Regions from separate parts of the Homo sapiens genome. Here region 1 is linked to region 2. A link is an interaction called in ENCODE POLR2A ChIA-PET data of the cell type or tissue named here. Cell type or tissue: CD4-positive, alpha-beta T cell. All regions are shown on one strand. Each heading gives the region's core, and the rest is flanking DNA. Links, peaks and the distances in the headings are about the cores only. Region 1 overlaps CSTPP1 (centriolar satellite-associated tubulin polyglutamylase complex regulator 1). Region 2 overlaps DGKZ (diacylglycerol kinase zeta).

Evidence for each region. ChIA-PET counts read pairs that join two places held together with the same protein. Peaks named below come from ENCODE experiments on the same cell type or tissue, not always from the same donor. Only the 100,000 strongest peaks of a DNase experiment are listed, where the experiment ranks them.
Region 1: POLR2A ChIA-PET joins it to region 2 with 6 read pairs; 1 of 35 experiments calls an interaction of 5 or more read pairs at or near these places.

What each region holds. Positions count from the first base shown.
Region 1 is chr11:47,154,627-47,164,349 of GRCh38, forward strand. CSTPP1 (centriolar satellite-associated tubulin polyglutamylase complex regulator 1) reads left to right here. Exons shown (of 9, transcript NM_024113.5): 5 at 550-635; 6 at 2,397-2,592; 7 at 3,187-3,296; 8 at 6,501-6,564; 9 at 6,838-7,621. The coding sequence ends at 7,012. ARFGAP2 (ARF GTPase activating protein 2) reads right to left here. Exons shown (of 16, transcript NM_032389.6): 16 at 9,675-9,723. LOC124902672 (a long non-coding RNA gene) reads right to left here and starts at 2,400. Exons shown (of 2, transcript XR_007062668.1): 1 at 2,157-2,400. RefSeq lists silencers at 6,432-6,726, 6,477-6,643. In CD4-positive, alpha-beta T cell, for the core only: CTCF peaks have their summits at 6,677, 6,904 and 7,113 (motif pointing left); DNase peaks (open chromatin) are centred at 6,585 and 7,105.
Region 2 is chr11:46,355,217-46,365,984 of GRCh38, forward strand. All of the region lies in intron 1 of DGKZ (diacylglycerol kinase zeta), which reads left to right. Among named protein-coding and RNA genes, the nearest start is that of DGKZ, 13 kb to the left of the region's middle. RefSeq lists an enhancer at 456-1,324. In CD4-positive, alpha-beta T cell, for the core only: no CTCF peak of the experiment used is centred there; DNase peaks (open chromatin) are centred at 5,835, 6,315, 8,015 and 8,523; H3K4me3 peaks cover 1,470 bases; H3K27ac peaks cover 1,643 bases.

The DNA of each region.
Region 1 (9,723 bases), core at 4,514-9,513, 800 kb after region 2:
TTGTCTGCCATCTGTGCCCCAGGGTGGCGGTGTCTGTCGCTGTTCTGGCCCTTTGGTAGCTTATTAAATCTCAGTACCACTTGCCAAGACCCTTTAAACCCCTTAGCTGTTCTTTTTGCCTTTTCTGATCAGCTGTATTTATTCTGAACTAAATGGTCCTCACGGCAGAATGAAAGGATTTACTGCTTAAGTATATGAAAAGAAACCTTGGCTGCATTACAGTTGCACCCTCTCCTCGCCACCCCCTGCCCATGCTCCATCCGCTAGCTGGTGCCACTGAGACTGAACCGGGAGCCCGCTCTGGGTACAGTGTGGTCAGTTCAGTTTGGTGGCAGAGTCCAATTGATGGAGCAGTGAGGTGACTGGGAGGAGCTTGCTTTTGGGAGCCCTCTCCTAAATGTCCTGCTGCCCCAGGGGAGACTGGCGGCCCAGGAACAGCTCTCTCTCTCCCTCTCCCCCGCACTTTTCCCTTCCTCCCTCTCCCTCTCTCCCTCCCCTCCTTAAACCTCTCCCCCATTCTCTCTCTCAGATTCTCTCTTTCCCCTTCAGGATTGTGCTCATGGACGATGCCATGGACTGCTTGATGTCTTTTTCAGATTTCCTCTTTGCCTTCCAGATCCAGTTTTACTACTCAGGTGAGTGTTCCGGGGCTCCATCTGGCTCCGCACAGGACCCTGTCTCCCTGTCCTGCCCTGCTGCCCTGCCCATCTGTGTGCCTGGCACACACGTTTCTCTTCCCCACTTCCTTTGGGGGTGTGCTTCACTGCGGGTCGCTAACAGGATGTCTAGTGTTCAGTGGTGGTCACAAGATTCAGTCTGCAGAGCCGACTTCCTCAGCCTCCTGAAGACACTGAACACCGCAGTGTTTTCAGTCAGCAACGCAACAAATCAGTTTAAGTGATAATGACAATAACAACATCCATAGCATCCACAGCATTCACTGCTTACTGAAAACTTACTATGTCCCAGGCACAGCACTGACTTTAATCTTGACAACAGCCTTGAGAGAGAGTCCTTTCAGAGACAAGCTCACAGAAGTAGTAGCCAGTCATGCAGCTCATAAGTGGTGGAGACCAGACCTGAAGGCTGACTCCAAAGCCAGCGTTCCCAACCTCGCTGCTATTTTACTGCCTTCAAGGGTCTCTCCCTTGGCAACTGATCGTGCGTTTGGGTGCACATTCTCCTCCACCCCACAGCTTTAAAAAAGCATACACCAGTCCTTTGTCACACTCCCACTCTGCTCCCCAATTCACACAGCTGCACCCTTAAGTCTCTCTGGAATCAGATGGAATAAATATAGACAAATAAATATAAATATACACCAGCTCACGCACAGAGACATCAAATGGAGTGCCGGGTTTACAAATTGCTGACTGTGTTCATAAACAAACTTGCTTAAAACAGGCTCTTCCAGTAAATAGAAGGCTGTCCTTAGATCCTAGAGGTGGCCTTCCTGCCAACTGGTGTCCCCAGCCAGCCCTGGCCTCATTTGGGCGCCACATTCTGTTTACTTGATGGCAGCCCAAGGGCTGTACAGTTAGGGGCTGGAGCCTGGGGTCTCGCCACCTGCTCTTAGCAGCACCAGTCATTTCCCATTTCTCTGAAGCTCTTGGGCCCTAGAGAAGGAGCAGCCATGTCTGGGAGAACATTTTTCCCTCACTGTCTCCCCAGCCCTCTTCTCACAGCACCCCCAGAGGGATGGGACAGCCACCACATTGGGCTGGGAGCATTACTGACACTGCCCAGCGGTGTGTGTAGAGACGAGATGGGCCATAAGTCAGCAGTTCTAACAATGGCTCAACTACGAAATTTGAAAACCATTTCAAATGACTGACTCATCAGCAGCTTTCAGGCTTTCTCTGTTCCTCGCTGGTATTCCAACACGCTTTCTTGAGGTAGAGAGGCAGGTGGCCACACACCATGGGGCTTACCAGTGGGAGCATACTCATGTTCACTCCTCCAAAAAATATTTATGGCCTTAATATGTGCCAAGCACAGTGCTAGGCAGGAGAGGCCAACAAGGCATGACCCCGCCTTTGTGCATTCCAGCAAGGAGACAGATTAGACAATTAATGACACAGAAAGCTCCTCACTGGCTAAGTGCCAGAAAAAAAAAAGCCTATGGTGCTATGAAAGTGTGCAATGGCAGGTCTCACCTGGTCCAGGAACAACTGAGCCAAGGATGGGACATTTGAGCAAAAACACAGATTAGTGTCATCTCTCATCAATGTGTTGTCAAACAAGGTTGAGAACTTCTGCTCTCAGGACACCATGCCCTGAGCACTGAGGCTGGTGTGGAACTGGGCTGACAGAGAAGGGAAGACATAGTGAACAGACAAAACATGTCCTCCCTGCCTGAGCCGTCCACACCCACACCCCCACCCCCACGGTTCCAGAATTCCTGGACAGTGTGGCTGCCATCTATGAGGACCTGCTGTCAGGCAAGAACCCCAACACAGTGATTGTGCCGACGTCGTCCAGTGGGCAGCACCGCCAACGACCTGCCTTGGGCGGGGCCGGCACGCTGGAGGGCGTGGAGGCGTCGCTGTTCTACCAGTGTCTGGAAAACCTGTGTGATCGGCACAAGTACAGGTGAGGAACGGGCATGCAGCCCCCAGCCCCCCAGCCCCAGGGGGTCGGACTGCTGGCTGCGGAACAGAGCTCCGCAGGATGTTCTGCGCGGCCCAGGCATTCTAGGGCCCTTGCTGGTCATAATGTAACAGTGCCATTTGCCCCCAAACCAGTTGTTGACTGAAAGGCTCTCAATTAGCTCACTTCAAAAGGACTGCTTTCACTCAGGCAAGACCACTGTAGTTGACCAATTTACTGGGTGACAGACTGGCCTTAACATTTTAGAGAGAAGGAAAGAGTACTCCTTGTATAAAACTTTTCTACACAAAGAGAGGGGTAAGCTGTCCTGTGTGGCACAAGTACCCTTAGGGACTGAGCAACAGGTTTGGTTTCCCGTAGCCATTTCCCACCCCCACTCCCCACCCCGGTGAAAGCACCAGTTAGTGAACATGCCAGCCCCTCCTGACCATAGTGAAGGCCTGATCCCCCAGGGCCTTGGGGCTCCCAAGGCAGGTCCCTGGCTTGGCTGTGGGTATCCTCATGAACCTGAAAGTATGGATGCAGAGGTGGCCCTGAGGCTGGCTAGGCTCTGAATGTGGCATCTCTCCTTCTTAGCTGCCCACCCCCAGCACTTGTCAAAGAGGCCCTCAGCAATGTTCAGAGACTGACCTTCTATGGATTCCTCATGGCTCTCTCAAAGCACCGTGGAATCAACCAAGCCCTCGGTAAGTCAGAGCTAAGCAGCCGTCAGCCTCTCCTGCCGCACAACACAGGGAGCAGCTGGCCTCTGTTAGCAACACGGCTCCAGAGGGGAAGGGGCATCACCATCTCTGCCTTGACTTCCCAGGGCCGGACTCAATCCCAGGGAGCAGGAATATGGCGACAAAACATGGCTCTTACACATTCCCATGGTAGGGGACAGCCCTCCCTGCCTGCAGCCCTGCCCCAACATGAAACCACCTCCCCATAGCAGAAGCGCCCAGCCCCTCCTCAGAGAACCCCAGCTCTGCTTTGGGGAGCAGCCTGCAGGTCGGGCAGACACAGGACTATTTACTCAGTGACGCTAGAGATTATATATCAAAGAGACCTGAATCCCATTTATAAACAAGGCACAGGTGTGTCTGCGGAGACCTTTTTTCCAAGCTGAAAAAAAAAATCTGATTAATCTGAAAGGGAGAAAAACAAAAGTAGGGGAAGTCTGCAGTGGCCCAGTTTTTCCTGCCTGCTGTTTTTTTTCACTGAGCCTTCTCCACCCACCCCACTGTTCCTCCTCCCACAGCCACTGCTCTCCTAAGAGAAGAGCCAGTAAGCCTCCATTCTACTACAGTTTAAGGTTTTTTGTTTTTTGTTTTATTTTGGGACAGAGTCTCGCTCTGTTGCCCAGGCTGGAGTGCTGTGTACAATCTCAGCTCACTGCAGCCTCGACCTCCCGGGCTCAAGTGATGCTCTCACCTCAGCCTCCCTAGTAGCTGGGACTACAGGCATGCGCCACCATCCTGGAAAATTTTTGTGTTTTTTGTACAGACTGGGTTTCACCATGTTGCCCAGGCTGGTTTCAAACTCCTGGGCTCAAGGGATCCCCTCACCTTGCTCTCCCAAAGTACTGGGATTACAGTTGTGAGCCACTACGCCCAGCAAGGAGTTCTTTTTTGTGTCTCGAGAGATCCTCCTGCTGTGCTTGGGATCCCAGGTGCCTGAGTCTCAAGGAAAAGACACACAGCATCCCCCTTCCTTTTGCCAGTTGAGGGAATGGGATTAAGGGAAGGAAAGTTAACATTCACTAAATGCCAACCACAGCAGGCTAAGTACTGTGCTGGATGCTTTATATTTTTTATCTTACACAATATACAGTTAGCCAGGGATGCTCTGGGATACACAAGCACAAACCCCAGCAGGCTGAACTGCATGCCACCCACAGCCTGGTTATTCTGAGTCAGTGCTTGGGGCATGCACAGGTCTGGGGAGCCCTCAACTGAAGTTGGTAGCCAAGGTTACCCACTGGACTAAGACTAGAAAGGAGGCAATTGACAGGCCAGGCGTGGTGCCTCACGCCTGTAATCCCAGCACTTTGGGAGGCTGAGGCAGGTGGATCACCTAAGGTCAGGAGTTCAAGACCAGCCTGACCAACATGGTGAAACCCCATCACTACTGAAAATACAAAAATTAGCTGGGTATAGTGGCCCGCACCTGTAATCCCAGCTACTCGGGAGGCTGAGGCATGAGAATCGGTTGAGCCCAGAAGGCGGAGGTTGCGGTGAGCCGAGATCACGCCATTGCACGCCAGCCTGTGCGACAGAGCAAGACAGTCTCAAAAAAGAAAAAAAAAACAAAAACAGGCGAGAGTCAGGAATCAAGAGTAAGGGGGAGGCGGGTGGGATCTGCCCTGGTGTTCTTTCATACTCCTCGTTATGACCACTCTTTCTTCCCACCAGTAGCAGCCACTAGGAAGGAGAAGCCAATTAGCAACTGGGTCACAGCCTGAAGTAACCTCATCCCCCTTTTCTAAGGGCCTTTAAAAAGGACACTGGCTGGGTGTGGTGGCTCACGCCTGTAATCCCAACACTTTGGGAGGCCGAGGCGGCGGATCACCTGAGGTCAGGAGTTCGAGACCAGCCTGGCCAACATGGAGAAACCCCGTCTCTACTGAAAATACAAAATTAGCCAGTTGTGGTGGCACATGCCTGTAATTCCTGCTACTGGGGAGGCTGAGACAGAAGAATCACTTGAACCAGGGAGGCGGAGGTTGCAGTGAGCCAAGATCGCATCATTGCATTTCAGCCTGGACAACAAGAGCGAAACTCCATCAAATAAATAAACACTAATAGCCAGACATGGTGGCTCCACCTGTAATCCCAGCATTTGGGGAGGCTAAAGCAAGAGGATTGCTTGAGCCCAGGAGTTAATGACCAGCCTGGGCAATATAGGGAGAACCCCGTCTCTTTAGAAAAAAAACAAAAATTAGCTGGGTGTGGTGGCATGTACCATTGGTCTCAGCTACGCAGGAGGCTGAGGTGGGAAGATCGCTTGGGCATGGGAGGTCGAGGCTGCAGTGAGCCATGATCACTGCACTCCAGCCTGGGTGACAAAGCAAAACTCTGTCTCAAAAAAAAAAAAAAAAAAAAAGTCACTCTCATTCAACCACTTTTACTGCACACTAACATTGGGTGGTTGGATGGAATGGGAGACAGAAAGAAGCATGTGGTCTCAGGCCTCACCTGCATCTCCAGCGTATGAAATAGAAATCCGGAGATACACTGGTTGACGCGTCACGGAGGTCAGCCCTGTTCCCTTAGTCCCCAGGGCACCCCACAAATGAGAGGGTTCTATGAGATGTACTTTGAAAACCACTAACTTAGGGCAAGAGGGGCCAGGAGGCATCATCTGAAAAAGATTTGGAAAAAGGGGAAATCTGCCTGTGCCGGGTTAATTCTGGCCCTGACCCAGCCTTCTCCTCTTGCCCCTGGGATCCTCCTTGGAGAAGCAGAGGCAGCATTTTTTTTTTAACCATCTGTCTCCAAAGTGGGGTCATCCTGATTTAGGGACACAAAATTAGGTAATGTCTGACCTTTGGGCTTAGCCTGGACCATATCCTTTTCAGCCCAGTACCTGAGGCCTCAAGAAGGAACTCAACTCCCAGCACCAGGTCACAACCACCACCTGGTGTTGGAAGGGGATCACCACACTCCTTGGCTGTGGTGTCTGCCCCAGGCAGGGAAAGTAGGCAGTGGGATTCAATAAATGTATCAAGCAACAGCGAGCACCTTCCTGCTCCGTGACTGTTCTTGGCCCCTCTAGCAGTCCTCAGATCTTTAGATCGGCCCTCGCAGGGTCAGCAGAACAGGCAGCCGTGAAGGTGAGGGGCATGGAGGAATCTGTTGCCTGGCTGAAGGGCCCTCAGATTAACTACTGTGCCCCCAATGATCTCCTAGGAGCTTTGCCTGACAAGGGGGATCTGATGCACGACCCAGCAATGGATGAAGAGCTGGAACGGCTGTAAGTGTCAAGTGGGAGGATACTGCCCCCTTGTGGGGGCCAGACGGGTCGGACACGGCTGTGCCCCATCTGGGGCCAACACCACTTGTCTGTAACATCCCACATCTGCCAGGGAAGGGTCTGGGGGCCAGTGGAGGCCTGAGGTGTCCCTCCCTCTGAGTCCTTTGGGGGCTGCAGCCCAGGGGTTTACCCTAGTGTTAAGAGTGGGCATGGAGGCCCTGCTCTCTGTACAGGAGGCCTCTCGCTGCCCTCCAGGCTTCTTCCCTTCTTCAGGCTGGCCCAGGTCCCAGGCCTGGTCAACTCGGTCACAGCCAGTCCAGAGGCCAGTTGCCTGCCTTCCCGGACCCCTCCCCGGGTTGGCTCTCCCTGGAGACCTCTCCATCATTCCCGAAAAGTGGATGGAGAGAGTGATGGCTCCACTGAAGAGACAGACGAGTCGGAGACTTGAGGAGTCCAAAGGGTCCTGCCCACAGCGCCCTGTACCTGCTCCCACCCAGCCCTTGGTGTGCCCACCCAGCCTCCTCTCCAGCACCTTGCTGTGCTGCCCTCTGCTGCTGACAAGGTGAATAACAGCCCCAAGACCAGCCAGAGGGGCTCTGATGATCAGCCCAGCCAGTGGCCCCGGAAGGTGAATGGCCTGCTCTCCCTGGCCCTATCAGCCTGTGAACTTCACTTAGGCCCCAAGCTGACAGACTGTGCTGAGGCCACCTTGTCACGCCGTAGCCTGTTAGTCCTCCTAACCTCTTAAGAGCAGTCTCTTCTGAGCCAGCCTCTGCGGGTCCCCCAATAAGGTTCATCTCCTCACAGCAACTCCATTAAGGGGGAGAACCCGAATAGCCACGCAGGGCCTTGCACCATCAAGGGTGACACCTGCGACGCAAGTACCAGGAGGACATAACCGCTGTGGCCTGTTGGAGAACAGCCAGTAGCCTTGGTAATATGAAGGGTGGGCCAGAAGATGATTTCACTTGCAAAAACTGCTTCAAGTCTTGACCCCTTTGTGTCTAATAGCTAAACAAACATGTGAAACGAATAAAAAGTCCCTCATGTCTGGTAACTGGTGAGTCTAAAGCTCCTAGGCTGAGGGGAGAAGGGAGAGGGGGAGTTTGGGTTTTCGGTGCTTTTCTGGTAGGACTAGGAGGTAGGCCAGTGGCCCACTCAGACCTGGGGACCTGCCTCAGACAACGAGCAGAGGGGCCTAGCTTCGCACAAGAGCAACCTTCCAGAGGAAAAGTGCTCACAGCTGGAACGGCCTTCAGGAAACAGGTTCAGAGGGTTCAAGGCCAGGTTCCCATAACTTTAAAGACCGTGGCCATAAAGGGTTAATACTGCACAGCCTTCCAGCCAGGGTTTCAGTCAACATTTGCCAAGCACCTGCTTGGGGTTAGAACAGTGGGATGCAGCTGTGAAAGACAGACAGACACAGCCTGGGGCAGACACATCCCAGCCAAGACTGGAGGCAGGTAAGGACGAGTGTCTTCAACTTCTTTGGATTGAGGGCTGAAGGGGCGGGGTCCCCCAGAAAGCAAAACCCACCCAGAAGCCCAAGCAGAACAGGACTGCCTCCTCTGAAGGTGGATGTCACCACTACTAGGCATACACATTTCCTTGGGCTCATCCCTACCCAGAACGGATCATTACAGGAACTGCCTCCCAAACCCCTGCAGAGCTGAGGCCAAGACTAGGCATTCCAGCCCCGAAGCTGCTCCAGGATGCAGTGGCTCATTGCCTGTAATCCCAGCACTTTGGGAGGCCAAGGTGGGCCAACTGCTTGAGCCCAGGAGTTCAGGACCACCCTGGGAAACATAGTAGGACCCTATCTCTACAAAATAACCTTAGCCAGGCATGGTAGCTTGCACCTGTAGTCCCAGCTACTTGGGAGACCCGAGGTAGATCACTTGAACCCAGGAGGTTGAGGCTGCAGTGAGCCATGATCGTGCCACTGCACTCCCGTCTGAGTGACTGACAGAATGAGACCATCTTAAAAAAAAAAAAAAAAAAAAGCTCAGGCTGCGTGATGAGCTCTGTAGGCCCACAATGATGCACAGCCCATAAGAGACATGGTTCTCAAATCCTGGTGTCCTCAGAATCACAGGAAAGCCTACTGACGATGCAAATTACCAAGCTCCAGAGAGTCTAACTCTATCAACTTGGGATGGAGTCCAGAAATTCCAGATGATCCCAAAGCTGAATGAGTCCCAAACCTACACTCTGCAAATCCCTGGCTTACAGCCCCCTGGCTCCCTCTGCCCATCCTTTCTAATCATCCACTTCCCAGACCAGTGGTCTGTAACTACCGTGAGGACTCCTAAGGTGGCACAGAGATGTTTCAGAAGCCCCCAAGAGAAAGGGGTGGCCAAGCTAAGGATTTACACACAAACACACACCTTTTCTTCCCTAAATTTAAAGGGTCCCATTAACGTCTAAGAGTATGTGTGTGTATGTATATATATGTAATTTTTTCTTTTTTGAGACAGGGTCTCACTTTATCACCCAAGCTGGGGTGCAGTGGCGCGATCTAGTCTCACTGCAACCTCTGCCTCCCGGGTTCAAGTGACTTCTGCTTCAGCCTCCTGAGTAGCTAGGATTACAGGCATGCACCACACCGCCCCCACCCCGCTAATTTTGTATTTTTAGTAGAAATGGGGTCTCACCATGTTGGCCAGGCTGGTTTCAAACTCCTAGCCTCAAGTGATCCACCCGCCTCAGCCTCCCAAAGTGCTGGGATGACAGCCATGAGCCACTGTACCCGGCGTTAAATATTTCTTAAACTCCACTGAAACCCATCCCCAGTCAAGCCTACTGCCGTGACAAGGGGCAGGACTGCTGAGGTTGCTCGCTCGCCCTCAGCCAGCGAGTTAAAGGGCCAACTAATGCCAGCTCTTTCCTCTGCGTGCCACAGGGTGGTGAGGTCGAAGCTGCACCGGACCTCACGGCAGCACAGAGCCAAGGAGCCAGGGGCCTTTGGCTTTCAGAGAAGAGAGAAGCAGGAGGCCCTGGAGAGAGTGTCCTCAGCTTCGGTACCGACGCCCTACCATTACCGGTGGGAGCCCAGAGAGTGAGGCCAGGGGCCGGCACTGGGCAGGGAGGCAGGATCCAGAGGACACTGCTTCACTCAGACCAACAGGGAGCCAGGCCCTGCAGGGGCTTTATTTTGAC
Region 2 (10,768 bases), core at 4,251-9,250:
TCCTGCCTCAGCCTCCCAAGTAGCTGGGACTACAGGCGCCCGCCACCACGCCCGGCTAATTTTTTGTATTTTTAGTAGAGACGGGGTTTCGCCATGTTAGCCAGGATGGTCTCGATCTCCCGACCTCGTGATCCGCCCGCCTCAGCCTCCCAAAGTGCTGGGATTACAGGCATGAGCCACCGCGCCCGGCTATTTTCTTTCTTAAAACTTTCAGTAAACTGGGGAATTGTTTCCCAGGAACAAACACTTTCTCCTTCAAGCCTGCAACACTCCCTTGAGAGAGACGAGGGTGGGCATTAGCCCTATTTATCAGATCAGGAAACTGAGGCTGAGGCAGGTTAAAAGGCTTAGCTTGAGGTCATGTAGCTGGTCAGAGGCAGATCCTCTGGGCCTTTGAAGCTAAACCTACTGTGAAGGCCTTTGTCCCCTGTGTGAGTAGTGTGGAAGCCTGGAGAGTGGGGTGGGGCCCTGGGGGCTGATGGGGGAGGGAGCAACATGGTCAGAAAGTTGAGGGGGGAGGTGTTAAATTTTTTTTTTTTCTTTTTTTGAGATGGAGTTTTGCTCTTGTTGCCCAGGTTGGAGCGCAATGGCGCGGTCTCGGCTCACCGCAACCCCTGCCTCTGAGGTTCAAGCGATTCACCTGCCTCAGCCTCCCAAGTAGCTGGGATTACAGGCATGGGCCACCACACCCGGCTAATTTTGTATTTTTAGTAGAGATGGAGTTTCTCCATGTTGGTCAAGCTGGTCTCGAGCTCCTGACCTCAGGTGATCTGCCCGCCTCAGCCTCCCAAAGTGCTGGGATTACAGGCATGAGCCACCCGCCCGGCCAGGGTGTTAATATTGAATGAGGGGTGAGGGGGAAATGCTTCTCCCAGCAGATGGGGAATGGGAGCCCTCTGCAGACACAGGAGAAGACAAGGATGGGACGGTCACCAGAGAAGAGTGGGGGCCCGCGAGGGGTTTATAACAAAGGGGCCCCTTTGGGAGGCTAAGGGAGATATATTGGCATTCCCATCAGGGATCGGTTTCAGTGTTGCCTCTGAGACACCAGAGCTCAGCCCAGACCAGACTTGTCCACCCAGTGCAGCAGGAAGTTCTCGGGAGCTGGCCCACTCCTGGGGCTCTGTGCCCACCTGAAGCCTGTGCTGTCAGCGGGATCCATGAGGCTGAGTCCAGACCATGCGCTGTTCCCTCCACTCACTCTTCAAACCACACCCAGCACTTCTACACTCTGGGGATGCCATTAGAAGCAATGTGAGGCCCTGGGGCTCACAGCCTGTCCGGGGATGCAGATTTGCACATTAGTGCTGATTGCCCAGGGTCTGAGAGGAAAACCATGAGGGAGAATTCACTGAGTAGAGAGGGGAGTGGTATTCCAGGTAGGGAGACCACCGGATGCCACGTGGTGCCACGTGGAAAAGGGACCCGCGGTGTTTTGTTTGCCAGAAGCATCCAGGGTGGAGCCTGAGGGGTCGAGGGTATGTGCCATGGAACACACTACTGAGTTCAAACCCCAGCACTGCCACATGTTAGCTGGACGACTTCAGGCAAATGACTTAACCGCTTTGTCTCTCAGTTTCCTCATCTGCAATATGAGGATACGGGCCATGGGGATAAGAATACCAACTATTCTTAGGAGGATTCGTAGCTTAATATTTGTAAAAACACTTAGAGTAGTGTCTGGTGGAGTGAGTTATGTAAGTGTCAAATACAGCATTAAAAATATGAAAGAGCAGAGAGGAGGCTGGGAGGCCTGTTGCCTGCCAGCCCCAGGTCTTTGCATTTTGCTCAGCTGACAGTAGAGTCAGTAAAAGGTGATTGGGTGCTTTAGGATGAATTCTGATGGCAGCGGGAGTCTGGCTTGGAGGGAGGCACTAAAGGAATGGGTTGGTCATTTGTTGCGCAAACATCTCTTTGAGGCCTAGCAGGGGCTGAGTCAGGGACTCGGATGTGAAAGAAGAGACTGGGGGTATTTCACCAAGGAGCTCAGGCCAGCTTAGGATCCCCGCCTAGCCCCCAAGCCTCTGAGACAGCCCCTCCTCCCCTTTCCTTGCCCACCACCCTCCCCTTGTGACTTCATGTCACCAAACCGACTATCTAGTTTTCATGAGAAAGCCATGGAGAACATGGAGCGGGCGATAGCATCCAGCCCAGAAAGGGGCCTCCAGGTGTCACTCTTGGGGTCCTCTAGAGAGGAGAGGAAGGTGGCCACCCAAACCAAGGCTGTTGCCATCCCCTTGTACCCAACAAAGAGAAGTGGCCTGAGCCAGCTGGAGCCTGTGGTCAGCCGTTGCATGTGGTTACACAAGGTGGAAGAAGCCTTTCTCCTCCCTTAAGGTGCTGGCCCCTCCCCTGTGGAATTCCCTGTTCTTTCCTCCTGCACTGATCAGCAGTAAATGCTGGACTCACTGCCAGGCACCATGCCGGGCATGCCCAGATGCGCTAGACCTGGCCCCGGCCCCCCAGGAGCTCGCGGTCTGGTGGAGGAGCAGGCATGTGGGCTGAAAGAAGCAGGCCTCCCAGGGCTCTAGTGGCAGGGGAGCCAAATGGGCAGTGCGGAGCTGTGAGTAGGAGGGGTGTTCCGTTGGCTGTGAGCAGGCAGCTGCTTATCAGGTAGAGAGGGAGGCCAGTATTCGGGGCAGAAGGTGTGCCAGGTGCGGCGGCACAGCAGTAAGTCAGGCACAGCCAGATTGGGGCACAGAGAATAGGCTGGCTTGGTTAGAACTAAGGCTTCGTGTCACAGTACAGGAGGCTTAGTGCCACACCGCAGGAGCCACGTCTGCCAGGGTGGAGAAGGCAGATTCACTCTGAATCAGTGGTCTTAAAAAGTATGGTCCTGGGGGTGCCCTGACCCATTTCAGGGATTTGATAAAGTCAAAACTATTTTCAGAGATACCCTGGTTCCTGCCTTTTTTTTGCTGTGCTGATGGCACAAAAGCAGTGGTGGGTAAAACTGCTAGCCCCTCAACGCGAATCTAGGCAGGGGCCCCAACATCAGAGTCCTTACTCCATACATACATTTCTTTAAAAGTAGTGAAGATCATTAATTTTATAAAGTCTAGACCCTTGTGTACCTATATCTTCTGATATTTTACATGAAGGAATATGAAATATATATAAGGCACCTTTGCTGCAAACCAAACTGTGATGAGGAAAAGCTCTTAACTCGATGCAGTTGTAAGCTGTACTAGATGCTTTTTTTTTTAAGAACACCATTTGTACTTGGACACCTGATAGACAAACTAGTCAGATGTAGGTATTTGGCAGACATTTTCTCAAAAGTGCATGACATGAGCTTGTCATTTCCAAAACAGTGTCATTATTTGTTGCCAGGCACAGGCCACCATGGCTCATATCTGTAATCCTATCACTTTGGGAGGCCAAGGCAGGAGGATCACTTGAGCCCACGGGTTAAAGACCAGCTTGGGCAACATAGTGAGACCTCATCTCTACATATATTTTTTAAAAATAAGTAATAAAATATTTGTTGCCAATGATAAAATTTGAGCTTTTGAGCAAAAATGAGAATTTTGGAAACCTTTTATTCACTTCCTAGAGCCTGACGGCTTCCTCAGGCTTAAAATTTTTCTGATGAGATCAGTAGTGAAGTTAGTGTGATTTTTGGTATTGTATAATAACATGTGGGCCAGGTGTGGAGGCTCACACCTGTAATCCCAGCACTTTGGGAGGCTGAGGCGGGCAGATCACCTGAGGTCAGGAGTTTGAGAGCAGCCTGGCCAACATGGTGAAACCCCATCTCTACTAAAAATACAAAAATTAGCTGGATATGGTGGTGCACACCTGTAATCCCAGCAACTCGGGAGGCTGAGGCAGGAGAATCACTTGAGCCTGGGAGGAGGTTGCAGTGAACTGAGATCGCAACACTGCACTCCAGCCTGGGCGACAGAGCAAGACTGTATCTCAAAAAAAAAATAATAAAATAAGGCCAGGTGCTGTGAATCATGCCTGTAATCCCAGCACTTTGGGAGGCCAAGGCGGGCGGATCACGAGGTCAGGAGTTCGAGGTCAGCCTGGCCAACATGGTGAAACCCCGTCTCTACTAAAAATACAAAAAAAAATTAGCTGGGCATGGTGGCCCATGCCTGTAATCCCAGCTAGTCAGGAGGCTGAGACAGGAGAGTCACTTGAGCCTGGGAGGCTGGGGTTGCAGTGAGCTGAGATTGCGCCATTGCACTCCAGCCTGGGCGATAAGAGCCAGACTCCATCTCAAAAATAAAATAAAATAAAATGTGTCACCATTTGGAAGATCTGCATAACTCAGTAAACCAGTATTTTCCAATGACTGGTGCTTGATGTTACAAAATTCAAAATGCAAGGTAGTCCAGTGGAAAGTTCATTGACGTGGTTTTATATTTATATTTATTTATATTTATTTATTTATTTTGAGATGGAGTCTCGCTCTGTGGCCAAGGCTGGAGTGCAGTGGCGTGATCTCGGCTCACTGCAGCCTCCGCTTCCCAGGTTCAAGCGATTCTCCTGCCTCAGCCTCCCGAGTAGCTGGGATTACAGGCACCTGCCATCATGCCCGGCTAATTTTTTTTTTTTTTTTTTTGTATTGTTAGTAGAGACGGGGTTTTGCCATGTTGGCCAGACTGGTCTCGAACTCCTGACCTCAGTTGATCCGCCCACCTCGGCCTCCCAAAATGCTGGGATTACAGGCGTGAACCACTGTGCCCGGCCTGATACGGTTTTAGATTCCACATTGCAACTAACCTTTGAGAAACTGTCATTTGTCATATTTTGGTGTAGTAGCAAAGAAAATCTATAATTACCTGGAAAGGCTGTTAAAGATATTCCTTCTTTTTGTAACTACATGTCTGTGTGAGGCAGAATTTTCTTCATATACTTCAACCAAAACAACATGTCACAACAGATTGAATGCAGGGATAGACAGGAGAATCCAGCTGCCTTCTATTAGGCCAGATGTTAAAGAGATTTGCAAAAAATGTAAAATGATGCCACTCTTTTTGCTAACTTTTTTTTAGAAAATTATTTATAAAAGTGTTGTTTATATTAACGTAATGGGCTTATTGTTTTAAGCTAGTAAGTATCTTAAACATTTCTCAGTTTTAACATCTGATATGATACATATTAATAGCTGTCACCCCCTAAAACAAAACTCTTTTGGGATCTTCACCAATTTTGAGAGTGTAAAGGGGTCTGGGAGCTTTCAAGTTGCTGAACACATGGAGGTTCCTGGAGGATGGTGTGCCCAGGGAGGGCGTGGAAGCTCCTCGCCCCTTTCCTCATCAAAAAAAAAAAAAAAAAGGCTGGGTGCGGTGGCTCATGCCTGTAATCCTAGCACTTTGGGAGGCCGAGGTGGGCGGATCACGAGGTCAGGAGTTCGAGACCAGCCTGGCCAACATGGTGAAACCCCGTCTCTACTAAAAATACAAAAATTAGCTGGGCATGGTGGCAGGTGCCTGTAATCCCAGCTACTCGGGAAGCTGGGCCAGGAGAATCATCTGAACCCGGGAGGCGGAGGTTGCAGTGAGCTGAGATCACGCCATTGCACTCCAGCCTGGGTGACAGGGCAAGACTCCATCTCAAAGAAAAAAAAAAAGAGTTTAAAGAGGTCTTGGGATCAGGCAGTTGGACAGCTGCCACTCCAGACCCTAGGGTACCATGTCAGGACTGGGAGTTGGGGGGGTGGCATTCCAGTCAGGATACATATAACACAGACTGGTGTCTTCTGGGCGTTCCTTAGCTTGGCAGAGCCAGAAGACCCAGAAGCTGGAGTCCCAGCTCAACCAAATCGGAGTTGTGGGCAGTCACGGGCTTCCACAAGCCTCGAGTTGCCCCATCTATTCAGTGGGACAGTAGTGCTGTCTGCACAGGGGAAATACCAGCCTCCCGTTTGTAATGCTGGTGAAAAGTACTTTGTAAGTTGTGAAACACTCCACAGATACTTATTTTTGTGATTGTTTTGTCTGGAGCCGGTGTGATTAGCTTCCCCAGACCTCAGAAAACCTGTCCAGTGGGCGTGAGAAGGCATTAGGTGGCTAAATAGGGGGCATTAGTGGGGGGCCCCCTCCCTAAAAGGGCCTGGCTCCCACTTCTCCCTCCTTAGACCTCGTTCCCAAGCTGAGGCATGGGCTGGGCTGTACTGGGTGCCAGGTGGAAGGGAGGCCACTGGGTTGTCACCCAGCCTGGCTCTGGGAACCTTGGGAAAAGGAGCTGGGAGGCACGCTCGTGCGCTGTGTGCCCGTCCGCCCACCCGTCGCCTGCTGCAGGGCCTGGAGCCGCTGCTGGGAGAGGAAGTGCGTTCAGTTACCAATCGGGTTATTTTCATAACGGCTGTCTCAGGCTGCAGGGAGGAGGGTGACAAGGGGGAGGGGGCAGAGGAGCAGCCACGGCTGCTAGCTCTCCAAACTAGGACTTGCTCAGCAGAGGCCGCCAGCCCGGAGCTGGATCCAGAGCCCGGCCTTGGGGACCCCAGCTCCCACCTGCGCCCTGCCTTCCAGATCAGGTCAAAAGGGGCCCCCAGCCCCTCCTTGCTTTCTGCTTCCTCCCTCTGTATCTGGCTGGGTGGGTGCGGGGAGGGTTGGATCCGGGCGGACCCGGGCCCCACCATCCCTAGGCAAGGAGCCTGCCCTGCCAGGTTCCTGAAGCTGATGGAAAAGGGTCCCCCCGAGCTCCTGCTGAGCCAGGGCAGACCCTGCCGACTAAACACTCACTGGCCTGGTCGCCTTCTTACCATCCAGCCTGGCCCACCTGCTCCCCGAGGTACATTTTGTTTGTTGTTTTTGACAGGATCCCTGTGGTGAGTCTCAGCCTGGGGAAGGGAGGAGGACTCTGCCTCCCCAGCCCCTAGGCTGACTGGGGAGGGACTGGCCTCCCTTCCAGCTTCCCCACCTCCTTCCCTCCAACCCAGGTCTGTGGGAGCAGAGCCGAGGGGGTTCTGGGGAGGCAGCTGCAGGCCCTTGCTCTGGGGCTGCTGGAGGTGGGGTCGCCATGCACCATGCCCAGCCTTCACGGAGCAGAAGGCGGACGAGGCCCTGCCCAGGGTGTGGAGTGGGCGCTCTGGGTCAGTCCCATGGGGTATCCTGTGAGAGCAACTCAGGGGGCCAGGCCTGGTACCGGGTGCAGAGGGCATTCCTCATGGCACGAGCAGATACCCAGGTGACACCTGTGGCCGGCTCTGTTCCTCATGCGGTGGGTGGTGGCCACCCTGGGCACTCCTGCTTCCCTTTCTGGGTTCCTGGCCTCACTGTGGGCAGACAGACCCCAGGAGGTAGCACAATCACATGCTCTGGTGTCTATGGTGGGTGTAGGCCCTGCCAGGCCCTGCTGTCTGCCAGGTATCACCAGGCACTCTCTCTCTGTCATCGCATCCAGACCTCCTTTAGGCCAATCTTCTGAACCAGGTGGTGTGAGCTCCATTTTGCAGATGAGAAAATTGAGGCTCAGAAAGGTTAGTGGATCAGTCTAGGGTGGCAGTGGCAGATTCAGGATGCCAACGCCCTTGAAACTAGCACAGGGCGTGAGATGGCCTGGGCTCTGGAGGGTGGGTGTCCTGTCCGCTCCAGCTGTAGCTGATGAAGCTCTCCGGCCTGCCTGCCCCGATAGCAGCCACTGCAGCTCGGCCACCTGCAGCCACAGCCACTGTCCAGCAAGGGTGCACGGCCAGACACCAATGGTCTTGTCTCCTGACTTCCTCTGTCCTTTCCCAGGCCCTGTCCTTGTCAGGCCCCAGAGCCGGCCAAGGGTTGATGGGGTCCCCTGAGTCCTTTCCCATCCTGTCCCCATTGGTGTAACAGGCTCCCCACCCGGAGACCGAGGGACAGCCATTTTGCTGTGCTCTTGGTGTTGAAGCCCTCAGGGTGACCTTTACACGTACTGTGTGGCGAGGTGGAGGTGACCAAGAGCACGAGGTGAGAAGACACTGTCACGCAGAGCTGCGCTATGGGAGAGGCTTAGGCCCAGGGCGGGCTCCAACAAGGCCCAGGAGAAGCCCCAGCAGAGATAGGAAGTGAGGAGTCAGGCTCTTGCTGACCAGGGACAGAGGTTTCTATGGAGACCAGAGGAACAGGAAACTCAGGCCTGCGGGGAGGGGCATGGGAGCACGGAGGCATGGGTGCCCAGCAGGAGAGCCTGTGACAAATTGTCAGCTCAGCCACTCTGACAGCCTCCCCAGACACACAGGGAAACTGAGGCCCGTGAGGGGCCAACTTGCACACAGTCACACAGCACTGCCGGCCTTGCCCACCCCACTCTGCTGGGAGGGGCGGCATCATCGGCCGCCGAGGAGACTCCTGGACAGATGTGGACCTGGGCTGCCTGGCAGTGTGTGGAGCCGGGCACCACAGGAGCTCCTGTAAGCCGCCCTTGTCTCTCGAGGGGGTCCTGGCCCCTGTTGTCAGTGCAGGTCTGGGGCCGCAAGCTGGGCTCAGCCCTCACCGCTGCCCACGGGTGCAGCGGCACCTCCCCCCACTGACTGTGGCCTTTTGTTTTCTGGGTGACAGTAGCATCAGGCGGTGTGTCCGGGTGACTAATCTCCTCCAGGCTGGGCAGCTGTCACAGGGCGGCCTGACCAGGCAGGCAGGAAAGCTGACACCCTGGGGAGGGCTGGCAGGCCGGTGCCCTGACGGCAGGGGGCAGTTGGGCCTTCAGGCTCCTCTTCCCCTGACACAAAGCAGGCCCCAGGTCGGGAAGACCCGGGTTCAGGTCCCGAATGCCGCTGACTGGCCGTGGGACTGTGGCATGTTACTGGCCCTCTTGAAGCCTCAGTTTCCCCATCTCTAGAATGGAGCTGCAGGTCCTGCTTACCTCACAGGGCTGTGGTGAGGATTACACGAGATGATAAAGTACTTAGCCCAGGGCCTGTCACGTAGCAGGTGTTCGTTATTATTCCCTATCTGGTTCCCTTTCCTACCCCATCCCAGCCTCATGTTCCAGGAGGAAGGACCCTGCAACCCACCCCATTTCTGGGACGCAGGCTTTGCCGTTAGGTAGACTTGGACTCCAGCACTGACTCCACACTGACTTGCCGTGGACTCTAGGCGGTCACCTCTGCGTCAACTTCCTCATCAGGAATGCAGTGTGATGCAGTACCTATTCCTTGGGGTTGCAGTTTATGAAATGATCTAAGTGTTTGTCAGGGGCTTAGCACAGTGCCTGACACATAGGGGCTCAGTAAATGTCAGCCGTGACACTGGTGATTTTGGGGGAGACCCAGCGCTCTCCACCCATGCCTGCTGTCCTGCCCCTGCAGCTCCCTCCGGCCCAGGTGGTCTGCTTTGAGTGGGGCACTATTTGGGGTCATAAGAGCACTGCCCTGACCTCCCTGTCATCTGAGGCAGCTGGAAACTCCAATAGGCAGAGACCAAGAGCTGAGCTGTGCAGAACTCTGCTTCCCTAGGCACCTCCACCCTGTCCATCTCTCCCCCAACACCCCTGTACCTGGCCTGAAGCTGCTCAAGACCTGCAGGGCAGTAGCAAATCAGTGCAGTGTATGGAAGGAGAAGGTGCTAGACGTGCGGCCTGGGCCTGACTCCTCCAGCCCTTCATCTTTGCCTTCATCCTTCCTCCTGCCCAACATGCGTCCAGGGCATCACCCACCATGCCTAATTAATGCCAGCCTTCAGGGGACCACAGGGCTTCTTCTGTCAGCCCCAGGCAGCACTGTCCCAGGGCTGTGACCTTGACCTCTGTGGCTGCCAGCGGTTAGGATGCATCCCCCACCAGTCTCTCCCCAGGACCAGGGCCCAGGAGATCACCTGCTGTGGGGCACAGGTGGCCTCAGGTACCTGGAGGCATCGCCAGCCTGATCCATGCCAGGCAGGCTGCCCTTCCCCCACTGTTAGGAGAGGTAGGGCACAGGAGCTCGATGCTGGCTGTGAAGAAGGGTAGGCAGGGCTGAGGTGAGCTGGCAGAGGGAGCAAAGCATGAGTTCAGGATGGGTCCATGGAGGCCAGGTCCAGGTGGGAGCTAGGATGATGCCCACAGCTCCTGCCTGCCTGCAGGAGGGAGCTCTGGGCTGTGCAGCGTTTGGAATTGTGAGTATGGGGGCTTCCAGCATCAGGGCCGCAGAAGAATGTGCAGTCACAGGCTCCATCAGGAGCAGAGTCAGAAGGGTTTCCCGGCATCACCCAGCTTCACCCTGGGGTATCCGTACTTTGTCCCTTCAGAAAGGTGAGACAGAGCAGTCGAGCACCAGAAAGTTCTTACCATCAGCACTTCAGACATACAGGCACGCACACACCCAGAATCCAGAAGGCTTTGCTTTTGGCCCAAGCCTATTGTCACGGCCCCCTGGGTGTGAAGGGAGACTGAGCAGCCTCTCTCCCAGGAGAGCCAGACAGTGACTCTCCAGTTCCCTGAGACCTGGTCTCCCCTGAGCTACACATTAGACCCTCTCTATTTCCAGGAGTCACCTTCAGCCTGACCCCAAGGCTATGGGCTGAGAGACTCTGGGGGTCCTGTCAGGATTAAGTTCCTTTGCAGAGAGCCTCATTTTGTTATAGCTTGGTTTGCTCCATGTCCCATGAGGGGACACCTAACCTGCCCCCACCATGTTGGTGGCAAAACAAAGGCCCAGCAAGTGGGAAGCCCTGCCCTGGGCCCCACCGTCCATCCAGGCAGACCGACTCCCCATTTTCTTTTTGTTTTCTTTTCCATCAGCTTCCGGCAGGGCAGGTGGAGGCCTTTAGGCCCAGAGCTCTGTAGATTCTGGTGCCTGGATGGGGGAAGAAGGGGTAGCCTGAAGCACCCACCTCCCTGGGACTCCAGGGCTCCCTAGGGTGCA